Regions from separate parts of the Homo sapiens genome. Here region 1 is linked to region 2. A link is an interaction called in ENCODE POLR2A ChIA-PET data of the cell type or tissue named here. Cell type or tissue: PC-9. All regions are shown on one strand. Each heading gives the region's core, and the rest is flanking DNA. Links, peaks and the distances in the headings are about the cores only.

The links. Peaks named below come from ENCODE experiments on the same cell type or tissue, not always from the same donor. Only the 100,000 strongest peaks of a DNase experiment are listed, where the experiment ranks them.
Region 1: POLR2A ChIA-PET joins it to region 2 with 5 read pairs; 13 of 35 experiments call an interaction of 5 or more read pairs at or near these places.

The regions. Positions count from the first base shown.
Region 1 is chrX:52,987,615-52,991,016 of GRCh38, reverse strand. It overlaps a transcript of FAM156A not described here. Among named protein-coding and RNA genes, the nearest start is that of FAM156A, 31 kb to the right of the region's middle. RefSeq lists an enhancer at 767-1,346. In PC-9, for the core only: a CTCF peak has its summit at 814 (motif pointing right); a DNase peak (open chromatin) is centred at 1,876.
Region 2 is chrX:52,918,116-52,926,731 of GRCh38, reverse strand. LOC124905190 (a long non-coding RNA gene) reads right to left here and starts at 3,507. Exons shown (of 3, transcript XR_007068242.1): 1 at 3,275-3,507; 2 at 2,540-2,866. RefSeq lists enhancers at 2,526-2,735, 2,796-2,925, 5,109-5,198, 5,279-5,408, 5,939-5,998 and 1 more. In PC-9, for the core only: no CTCF peak of the experiment used is centred there; no DNase peak of the experiment used is centred there; H3K4me3 peaks cover 266 bases; H3K27ac peaks cover 110 bases.

The DNA of each region.
Region 1 (3,402 bases), core at 551-3,050, 66 kb before region 2:
CTTTTCTCACCCAACTCCGTGACTGTCAACTCTACTTCTATCACCCATTCACAGGTGAGGGCCTTCTGTATTCTCATCAGCCCCAGCTCCGAGCACAGTCCTTTGCCGAGGCCTTCCTGGTCCTCCTCTTCCTCCTCCTCCTTCTGACCAGGGCCAGCATCTTTTCTTTTCTTTTCTTTTCTTTTCTTTTCTTTTCTTTTCTTTTCTTTTCTTTTCTTTCTTTTCTTTTCTTTTCTTGACAGTCTCACTCTATCGCCCACTCTGGAGTGCAGTGGAGCGATCTCGGCTCACTGCAACCTGCACCTCCCAGGTTCAAGCGATTCTCCTGCCTCAGTCTCCAGAGTAGCTGGGATTACAGGTGCACGCCAACATGCATGGCTAATTTTTGTATTTTTAGTAGAGATGGGGTTTTGCCATGATGGCCGGGCTGGACTTGAACTCCTGACCTCAAGTGATCCACCCGCCTTGGCCTCCCAAAATGCTGGGATTACAGGCATGAGCCACCGTACCTGGCCAGAGCTAGCATCTTAGTCTCACAGTGGCCCCTGCTCATTCTGTCCTCAGCCCTCAGCCCTGCTGTCACCCACCCACATCCTACAACCCCTCCACTTCCTCTTCTCCGTGTCTGTTGTCCAGGGTGGGACCAAGTCCAAACCTGAGCTTCCTGCTAAGTCAAAGTGACCTTTTCCTTTCAGTCAGGGAAGCCTGACTGAAGCCTGTGGTCCCACGGTGAGGTCTTGGTGTCTCCAGGCACAGTGCAGCCACGTTGCAGTGATATCCACCTTTGCCAGCAGGGGGCATCTCATCTCCAAGACCGGGAAAGCCTCAGAGAAGACAGAGGAACAGTCTTAAACATTCACTCCTGGTGGGGTCAGAGGCCTCAGGGTGCATGAGCTCCAGGCTGGGTGTCTCTTGGAGCCTCCCTCTCTGCATGTGGACAGGTAGGGGCAGCCTAGGGCCAGGTTTTAGTGCTGTTGGGGTCATCTGCAGATGGCTTTTCACTCCTTCCTACTTCTTCTCCTTGTACCAGAAGCTCATTTCCATGGCTAAAGGAAAATTCTCATATAATTTTGTCTTCCTTTTCTTATTTAATGATTGCATTATATGCTTTCTTCTACAAGATGCACTGGCTCTGAGGCAGGTCAGGCTATAGGTTGGCGAGTCCTGAGGGCACCAGCCTGGATCCTGAAGATACTGGGGGCAGGCTCCAACAGAGCCTGGGGCTCAGGAAAAGGCCACCAACCCCCCAGCCAGATCCTGGCCAGCTGCCGGCTCCGCCTCCACCCTGTCCTCTCCCAGGGCCTGAACTCTGGGTCTAGAAGCTCCAGGCCTGGTGGTTTGGGGAGACAGGGACCAGGAGGATCCCTCAGAAGAGGAGGCAGCAGACAATCTCCATACAGCTTGAGGGGGTGCACAGCTGTGGGGTGAGGCACGGCCCACCCAGCACAGGCCCACTGACCTGCTGTGCAGCTGCAGGCCCAGCTGCTGCCCTCTACGACACTCAGTCTCCTCACCTGCGCAGTGAGCATCATTATACCCCCAACATGCAGGGGATGCTCATGAATGGAGGGGAGCTGAGGCGTTAATAAAGCAGATTTGGCCCAAGAGGAGGAGGAGTGGGTCAGGGTTGGTGGGGAAGGACAGATGCGGCCACCTCAGGGACAGCCAGGGGCTGCCTTCCTGGAAGTGCTCAGGACAGTCAGGCGAGGGAAGTTCTGAGGTTGTGAGCAGAACCATGGTCTGGGGACCAGGTGAGATTTTCTCTATAGTGTTCTGGGGTGGCCACCTGCTTTGTCACTGTTCCTTCCTGTTGTCGTCATCTCTGCCTATGGGTGCCCCGAGACGAGCCCAGTGAGCTCACTGTGAGTTACTGCGACCCACATGCAGTCATTAGAGCCATGCGTCATCATCACAACAGCCACCAGGTTAACACTTGGGTAATTTATCCAAATAATGACTCACCTGTTCTGACCTGATTTGGATTATATGCCATCATTTATTGTAGCCATAGTTTATTCAGTCATTCTCCTATTGGATCGTTAATTAGTGTTTGATTTACTTTTTGACCATCCAGACCTGTGATGAGAATTCTTGTACATGCAATGATGTTCATAGAGTAACCCTACTTGTAATAGCTAAAAACTGGAAACAACCCAACTACACACCAATAAGAAGTTGCATAAATAAATTCTGCCAGATTCACACTATGAATTACTGCACAGCTATGAGAAGGAATGAGCTAGACCATACAGAGACATAACATTAGGTGACTGAAGCCAGATATAAAAGAGGATATGCTATGTGATTCCCTTTCTACATGGCTCAAAAGCAAATAACAATAGTGTTTAGGCATACATATGTCTGTATTATAACAGTTTTACAGAAAGCAAGGATTCTAACCTGTCTGGTGGGCAAATTTTCTTAATTTTTGAAATTATACAGTAAAATGGACACTTGAGGTATAGTTCTGTGAATTTGAACACCTGTATAGATAGATATAACCACCATCACAGTCAGTATCCAGAACATATGCATCACCCCAAAGAACTTCCTGGGTTCCTTGTGCTGCCCTTGTATAGTCACTTCCTTCTCCCACCCCTAAGCGCTGGCACCCACGGATCTGTTCTCTTATCACTATACTATTGTCTTTTCCAGGATATCATAGAAATGGAATAATACAGCCTGTAGTCTTTTGAGACTGGCTTCTTCACTCAGCATAGTCTCTTTTCTTTTCTTTTCCTTTCTTTTCTTTTCTTTTCTTTTTTTTTTTTGAGACAGAGTCTTGCTCTGTTGCCCAGGCTGGAGTGCAGTGGCGTGATCTCGGCTCACTGCAACCTCCATCTCCCGGGTTCAAGCGATTCTATTCTCCTGCCTCAGCCTCCTGAGTAGCTGGGATTACAGGCACGCACCACCATGCCTTGCCAATATTTGTATTTTTAGTAGAGACGGGGTTTCACCATGTTGGCCAGGGTTGTCTCGAACTTCTGATCCGCCCGCCTCGGCCTCCCAAAGTGCTGGGATTATAGGCATGAGCCACTGCGCTCGACCCCTTGAGTTTCATTCAAATCGTTGAATATATCAATAGTTCCTTCTTTTTTTCTGAATAATATTCCATTGTATGTGTGTAGCAGATCTTGTTTATCCATGCACCCATTGAAGGACATTTGGGTCATTTCTAGTTTGGTACAATTATGAATAGAGCTGCCATAAACATTTGTGCATGGATTTTTGTGTAAACATAAATTTTCCTTCTTCTAGGATAAATATCCTGGATGTCCAATGTTTCCAACACCATTTGTTGAAAAGACTGTTCTCTTTCTGTTGAACTATCCACAAAAATAAGGCAAATAGATTTTTTTTTTTTTTTTTGAGACAGGGTCTTACTCTCTCACCCAGGCTAGA
Region 2 (8,616 bases), core at 2,579-5,078:
ATTGGGTGGCTGAGAATATGACCTTTTCCCTTGAATATTCCCAACAGGGATACAGTCCTGGGGATGCACTGCTTTTCCAAGATATAGTGATAATTTTTCTTTTTATTCTCATAGGAATACTCCTCATGAAGTCTATCCAGTCACATCTAGTTAAGACCAGCAGCACTCTCCTGTCCAAATGGATGACCCATGTTACGACTAAGGAACAGAAGACCAAATAACAAACTGCTCCTCAGATCCATTATGGAGGCCTTCTTGGCTCAATTCCTGAATATGATATATCCTTATAATTTTGTTTTCTCTCCAAAAAAGAATATGCTGGCAATGAAAGGAGTTCATCTTGTCTAAGAGGAGGGACTGGAAAAATAATTTATTTTGAGATAGGGTCTCACTCTGTTGCCCAGGCTGGAGTGCAGTGGTGCAATCTCGGCTCACTGCAACCTCTGTCTCCTGGGTTCAAGCGATTCTTGTGCCTCAGCCTCCACAGTAGCTGGGACTACAGGCACGGGCCACCACGCCTGGCCAATTTTTGTATTTTTAGTAGATACGGGGTTTCACCATGTTGGCCCAGCTGGTCTCGAACTCCTGATCTCAAGTGATCCTCCCACCTTGGCCTCCCAAAGTGCTGGGATTTGTTTTTAATTTTTAAAAATTAGCCAGGTTTTGCCAGGCGTGGTGGCTCTCACCTGTAATCCCAGCACTTTGGGAGGCTGAGGCAGGTGGATCACGAGGTTAGGAGATGGAGACTATCCTGGCCAATATGGTGAAAACCTGTCTCTACTAAAAATACGAAAAAATGAGCTGGGTGTGGTGGCACGCACCTGTAATCCTAGCTACTCAGGAGGCTGACGGAGTAGAATCGCTTGAACCTGGGAGGCGGAGATTGCAGTGAGCCGAGATCGTGTCACTGCACTGCAGCCTGGTGACAGAGCGAGACTCCGTCTCAAAAAAAAAAAAAAAAAAAAAAGCCAGGTATGATTCCAGCTACTTGGGAGGCTGAGGTGGGAGGATCTCTTGAGCTCAGGAGGTCGAGGCTGCAGTGAACCATTATTGCACCACTGCACTCCAGCCTGGGTGATAGAGACCCTGTCTCAAAAAAAAAAAAAAAAAAAAACGGCATGTACAGTGGCTCATGCCCCCCGTCTCTACTAAAATACAAAAGATTAGCTGGGCGTGGTAGCGTGTGCCTGTAATCCCAGCTACTCGGGAGGTTGAGGCAGGAGAAATGCTTGAACCCAGGAGGCGGAGGTTGCAGTAAGCTGAGATCACCCCACTGCACTCCAGCCTGGGTGATGGAGTGAGACTCCGTCTCAAGAAAAAGAAAAAAATAATATGAGGAAATCTGTCCCTTGAGTCATCATAGGGTTTACATTATACAAACATCTTTAGCATCACACACCTGAGCATTGATGTCTCTTTAAGTAGCAGTTTTCTCATCTGTTAAACAGGAATAATTATAGTAACCAATAACAAACTCCAAAGGTTTCTATGATCAATGAGACTAATAGTACATGTAAAGGACTCAGTATAGTACCCAACACATAGTATATGCTCAATAAATCTTATCCACATGATTTGAAATAGATAAGAATACAGTCTCTGGAATCATAATTTTAGGGAGAGTAAAGACTTTCTTTACATCCTTTTTTTCGAGACAAGGTCTCACTCTGTTGCCCAAGCTGGAGTGCCATGGTGTGATCACAGCTCACTGTAGCCTTAAACTACTGGGCTCAAGCAATCCTGCCACTTCAGCCTCGAGTAGCTGGAACCACACCTGGCTAATTTTAAAAAAATTTTTTGTAGAGACGGGGTCCCTACATCTTTAAAATACAAACGAAGGGTGTCTGTGCCAAAATAATACAACCTAAGATGCCACTGGGAAACAAATATAGGAAAAACTGTGTTTTGCTGTTTGGAAAAGATATTGAAAAACTCACTAAATTGAAAAAAAGGACTGAAATTTCTATAGAGTTTAGTTTTCAGTGATGCTACAGTCTATGCTCTTATATGCCTATTATTATTATTATTATTATTATTATTATTATTACTACTACTATTTTGAGACAGAATCTCTGTCACCCAGGCTGGAGTGCAGTGGTGCGATCTCGGTTCACTGCAACCTCTGCCGCCCGAGTTCAAGCGATTCTCCTGCCTCAGCCTCCCAAGTAGCTGGGATTACAGATGCCTGCCACAGCGCCTGGCTAATTATTTGTAGTTTTAGTTGAGACGGGGTTTCACCATCTTAGCCACGCTGGTCTTGAACTCCTGACCATGTGATCCACCTGCCTCGGCCTCCCAAATTGCTAGGATTACAGGCGTGAGCCACCGTGCCCGGCCCTTATATAACTATTTAGTTAGGAAACAGGCTAATCTATTTAATGAGGCAGCAAAAATATATTAGCTTTAACAAAAGATAAAAGTTTATCTTCAAATAGTCTTGATTAAGCCAAGGGCCAGTAGAGTAACTTGACAGTGCTGGAGACCTAAGCAGAGCGATTGCTTGGTAGTAGCCGCTACTCCTATGGATAGCTGTACTTACTCATTTTCATAACTTCATTGCTGTCCAATCTTCCTTCATCTGTGGGTGACTAAGCACATAGGAAATCTTAGAAATCACGTAGACCAGTGGATTTCAGTTTTTGTTAAAGTAAAAGCATGTTTCTTGAAAAAAAAATCCAATGCATAAGAGAAAAAAGAGGAGCTGTTGGGCTGGGAACAGGGGCACTCTCACCACACCCCTCCCTGGATGCTGCTGCAAGCCCAGAGAAGCAAAGTGACTCAGTCAAATAGGTAAGGCTGGCAGGGCAGGAACTATTAATAGAAAGGGACTTCTCTTGAGGCCTGGCCCAAGGCCCTGCATGAGGCCCTGTGAGAGGAAGTGAATATTAGTGAAGAACTTCTTGTCCAAATCAAACCGCAGCTTTAGGGTAAAGAAGCTGTCTGCATAAATTAACTCCGATTATTTGTGTACAGTACTGTTTACGGTGAGCCCCCTCCCCCTTTTTGGAAAGAAGTATGTGATTTTTTTCAGTTATTTGAGGCATGCCTAAAGCAGCTTCACAAGTATTAGCTAGACATGGAGAAAGACCACTGCAGTCAGATGAGCCTTGGCTCACATATGGTGCTTCCAGTCAAGTGATGGTGTCCCTGACTCCAATGACACGTTGGGAATTAGGCCCCTAAGTTCATATTTAGTGCATTTTTCTTTATGCCCCCAGTACGTCATTACATGACTATATCAATGCAGCAAGCTAAGCTGACTGTAGCTTCTTACCACTGGGCCAGATAACCTTAGCATGCCATCCAGAATCTCAGTTCTGTGAATTGTCTTGATCTAGGGCAGTGTCCTGTGGAAGACAGCCAATATATTGAAAGCTGATTAAAACACAGAATAAAAGATCCGTCTCTATCAAGGCAATTCTAGGCTACAACTTAGTTAAGCTTCAGTGAGATTATTATTTTTGGAGACGGAGTCTCACTCTTGCCCAGGCAGGAGTGCAGTGGTGTGATCTTGGCTCACTGCAACCTCCACCTCCTGGGTTCAAGCGATTCTCCTGCCTCAGCCCCCCGAGTAGCTGGGATTACAGGCGCACACCTCCACGCCCAGCTAATTTTGTATTTTTAGTAGAGACGGGGTTTCAACATGTTAGCCAGGCTGGTCTCAAACTCCCGACCTCAGGTGATCTGCCCACCTTGGCCTCCCAAAGTGCTGGGATTACAGGCGTGAGCCACTGCGCTGGCCGGCTTCAGTGAGATTTTTATGGAATTATGGAGAGTGTTTTACATGCAAAGCCCTGAATTCTTTCCTGAATATCATAAACAAGTAAAATTATCTTTTGTAAGTGAATTGACCTGACCGATGCAAGACAAACATTTAAGAAATGTTAACGACAAAGGCAAATGCTCACTACAAAATGTGAAACGAAAAAATCATGTAGAAAACCGGTGCTATATTATAATCCAGGGTTATGAAAAGATTAACTCTGCATATATAAGGAAAATTGACTGGAAATGTAAATATCAGTTTAATTCACAATGTTTATTAGGCACCTAGTAAATTCTAAGTAGTCTTCCAGGTGCTGAGGACAAAAGACTGGAACACACACATACCACAGCTCCTACCCTCATAACACAGTGACGGCTGTCTTTGGATATCGAGTTAATGAATTGTGCACTCAAGTTTTACAGGAACTTTCAACGTTCCAGAAAACGTTTGCATTATTATTTCAATCAAAACCATTAAAGTTACAAAAAGAATTTTTCAAAAATGTGAAACCGAGTTAAAAAGAAGGATGTTGAAGTCGCGACGGAAGTAGGAATCTCAGTATGTGGAAAATGCACCTTTATGGTTGAAAAACCTTCTTAAGGAAATATCACAAAGCATAATGAATGGCCACCGCTGCGTGATGGGACGGTGGCTAAGATTCGTTTTCTTTATTCTGCGTTATCTCGCCTCCCAACGTTCTCCAGTGAGGCTGAACGCAGTCCCTAATGAAAGAATACATTGATGGGCCGGGCGGTGGCTCACGCTTGTAATCCCAGCACTTTAGGAGGCTGAGGCGGGCGGATCACCTGAGGTCAGGAGTTCGAGACTGGACTGGCCAACATGGTGAAACCTCGTCTGTACTAAAAATACAAAAATTAGCCGGGTGTGGTGGCGCCTGCCTATAATTTCAGCTACTCAAGAGGCTGAGGCAGGAGAATCCCTTGAACCCAGGAGGCGGAGGTTGCAGTGAGCCTCGCAACACTGCACCCCAACCTGGGCAACAAAGCGAGACTCCGTCTCAAAAAAAAAAAAAAAAACGTTGATGAAGGTCCACAGGCGCCAGGACGGCGTGGGGGGAAAAGAAGGATGAGACCAGGCCGGGCCCGGTGGCTCACGCCTGTAATCCTAGCACTTTGGGAGGCCGAGGCGGGTGGATCACGAGGTCAGAAGATCGAGACCATCCTGGCTAACAGGTGAAACCCCGTCTCTACTAAACAAAACACAAAAAATTAGCAAGGTGTGGTGGCGGTCGCCTGTAGTCCCAGCTATTCGGGAGGCTGAGGCAGGAGAATGGCGTGAACCCGGGAGGCGGAGCTTGCAGTGCGCGGAGATCGCGCCACTGCACTGCAGCGTGGGCGACAGAGCGAGACTCTGTCTCCAAAAAAAAAAGACGAGAGCATTCAGCGCAGCAGAATGAGGGTTGCTAAAGGAAGAAGGCAGCCTCGCGGGAAACAGGCCGATTTGAAAACCAAAAAGGCTTTGTCCACAGGCTGTGAGTTTTAGCGAGGGGGCCCCTCAGAGGGCGGAATCTCAGCCTCCGGGACCTACCGGCGCAGACCCCAGGGAAGGGAAAAAAAAAAAGCCTCTTCTCTCGGAAAAGGTTCGGCGGCCTTTTTTCGCTCGCGAAGGGCGGGGCGGGAGGCGAGCAGGGTGGCTCCATGGTGCAACATTGCCACCTGCCGGCCGCAAAAACCGAACGCCGCCAACTGCAGAGGAAATTCCATCTTCTCCTCTGCTTTTCGGCCCCGAGCCCGACTGGGGCAGGCTAGCGGGAGGAGAACTACGACCCGAGAAGGGAATGGTACGGGACGCAATGGCTCCGGCGAACAGGGAAGAGGGACCCACCACTGCACAAAACTTCTAATCCCGCCCTCTCAATCACAGCAACCGCGCAGGAAGTTCCTGCGGCGCCGGAACCCCCCCCCCCCCAGTCACGGCCTCGCAACCATAGCAACCGCGCTAGTCCCGTTCCCGCAACCACAGCAGCCGAGCAGGAAGTGCTTACGGCGTCGGTAACCCCCACTTGTCACGCCCTCGCAACCACAGCAACCGCGCAGGAAGTTCCTGTAGCGCCGGAAAACGCAACCCGTGGGGCGTTGCTGGCGTAGGATTGACGGGCTCTGGGACTACGCTTCGGAGCCCGGGGAGATCGGCTCCTGTATCCTTCACGGGGTCCGCCAGGGCTTCCTTCCTTGCTGTTGGGAGCTGACGGCTGAGGGACGCGACTGCCCCAGCCGCGCCACGTTCGAGACTTGTGTCAGTCACCAGGCCATTCTCCTCCTACCAAGCCAGGCGCTTTTTTTTTTTTTTTTGAGACGGAGTCTCGCTCTGTCCCCCCAGGCTGGTGTGCAGTGGCGCGATCTCGGCTCACTGCAACCTCCGCCTCCCAGGCTTAGGCGATTCTCTTGCCTCAGCCTCACGCATAGCTGGGACTACAGGCACCCGCCACCATGCCCGGCTAATTTTTGTATTTTTAGTAGAGGCGGGGTTTCACCATATTGGCCAGGCTGGTGTCGAACTCCTAACCGTGTGATCCCCCCGCCTCAGCCTCCCAAAGTGCCCAAGCCAGCCTTTGCACACGCTTCCCACGTGACACACCCCCTGTACCCTCGCAGCCCTTACTCTATAAATCCTCTCTGGCGATCTCAACGCCCACCCCCGGGGCTGACCAGGCTACTGCCAGAACCCCTATGTCTTCAGGGGTCTCCTCCTGCCCACCTTCATGCCCTTGGCCTCAGGAAAGACTGCGCCCCTCCACGATGTGCAGTAAAGGATGGGCGCCCTGCCTCTCAGGAGCTGAGCACTGATGAGAAAAAATGCCTTACTTATTATTGTACCTTTCTCCATGACCAAGAGAGATTGCTTCTCTCTTTCACTGTCATCCTACCTCCATTGCTAACATACCCCCCAACAATGCTAGGAACCCTCTTCCATTTCAGTGGCCTACCCTAAGGATTCATCGAGAAGACAGAAGCAATCCACTGGGAACTCTTAGGGCTTCCCAAGCCCGGTCTACCCGTGCCTGCCCTGGCATTCTCTGCCGCCCTTCTGCATACAGTGCTCCTAACTGAAGCCAGCTCCTCACCTCAGCTCAGGATCCCATACCTCCCACCTTCTCAGGGGCTTTGCTCCTGCAATGATCCCTCCTCCCTTCAAAGTCATCAACTGCCCCCTCTACGTTGGAGCACTCCACAAGCAAAGGAGGAAAAACCCACCCTCTCCCCACATGTCCTTCAGCAGCTGCTGGCACAGAATGTGCTGCCCTTCAACAAAAACTGCCTGGAGTTCTGAGGCCACGGCCTCCTCAACTCCCTTCAATAGGGCTTTTGTCCCTAATCTGTATTTTGGGGTGGCTGAGGTGGGAGGATCTCTTGAAACCAGGATTTTGAGGCTGCAGTGAGCTATGATTGTGCCACTATAGTCCAGCCTTGGTGACAGAACGAGAGGGTGTCTCAAAAAAAAAAAAAAAAAAAAAGAGAGAGAAACAAGAGGGAAAAATCTCCCCTTCTTCTTATAAGTAAGAAGCAGTAAACCTTTGGCTTACTGCTTTTTCCCTAGGCGTCCTTTCCTGGCTCTGGACACATTTTTTTGAATCCAAGCTCCATGGCTCAGGCCCTTGGAAACATATTCTACTGTTGTTCTGAACCAAGTACAAATTCCCAACTGTGACCTTCTTGACCTGGATATAACAGGGCAAGTCTGAGGTGAACATGAAAGACAAGCCAAAGAAGGTGTCCTGTTCTGGTCACAGGGGGTAGGAGGTCCCCAGAGGCAGTGACAGAGTCAGACATCTCAGAGGAGGAAGGTGTGACAAGGGAGTGGAGAGAAGCTTCGAGTAAAAGAGGGTTTTACCTCATGCAAATTTGGAGCTCGTTTTGCAGAATGGCCCAGTAGCCTCTTTGGGCAGAGGGATGTCTGGAGTTGAGGAATTTCACTTTGTAGAGCTGATCTTGGTTCCTGCTGTTTTGGGAGACCTCAGCGCTCTACATTCTCTGAGAGGGGAATGTGGAAGTGGCTGATTCAAAACCCAGCGGTGCTACCATGAAGCAAGCATAAGCCAGATAGGAGCTAGGAGACCCTGCAGCTGAGGCTGTGGAGTGGACAGCACTGGTCAGGGGTCGGGGAGAGCATGAGGCCCTGACTCAGAAGGGTCGGCTAGATGCCAGCACAGGTGGGCTGAGGTCAAGTCAGCCAGGGAGCACAAGGTCCTGATCAAGATGAGAGAGAGAGACAAAAATGCAAGTTACGCCAGCCTCACGCATGGGTGAGCAGGGCAGCGTCGACAGCAGGACCTGGGGACAAGAGTGAGCCTTCCCTCAGAACCCACCGAGGACACTGCAGCCAACATACAATGTCATAGGCCCCTTCCCACATCACCATGGAGACTCAAAAGCCATATATGCCCCTTCCCCATCTTGGACAAGAGTAGGGAGGTGGGGTGGCAATCCAAGAGACTGATCATTTTCGCCAAAACAGATTGAGCATTTATACAAATGGATCGGTTACATGACAGCATCAGATGACACCAGATTAGACGAAAATCCAGTGCGTTTGTTTCCCCTTACTATCCAGTCCAGAGGGTGGACAAGCAAGACAAATGTCAAATCAGTCAGAGAGAATAAATAAGCCAGCGTGCTTGTGGGGTGTGAGGGGCTTGAGTGAGTTTGTTGCTCTCTGCATACCATTCCCTGCGACTCCTCCTCTGCACACCGTCTTATCAGTCCACAGTAGCAAGGGAATGGGACGTACTTGTCTTCCCTACTGTAACCCAGGACAATTTTAACCCCTCATAAGCAGACTCCCAAAACAGGACACAGAAAGAGCAAAGAATCTGACAGACACACAGAAGA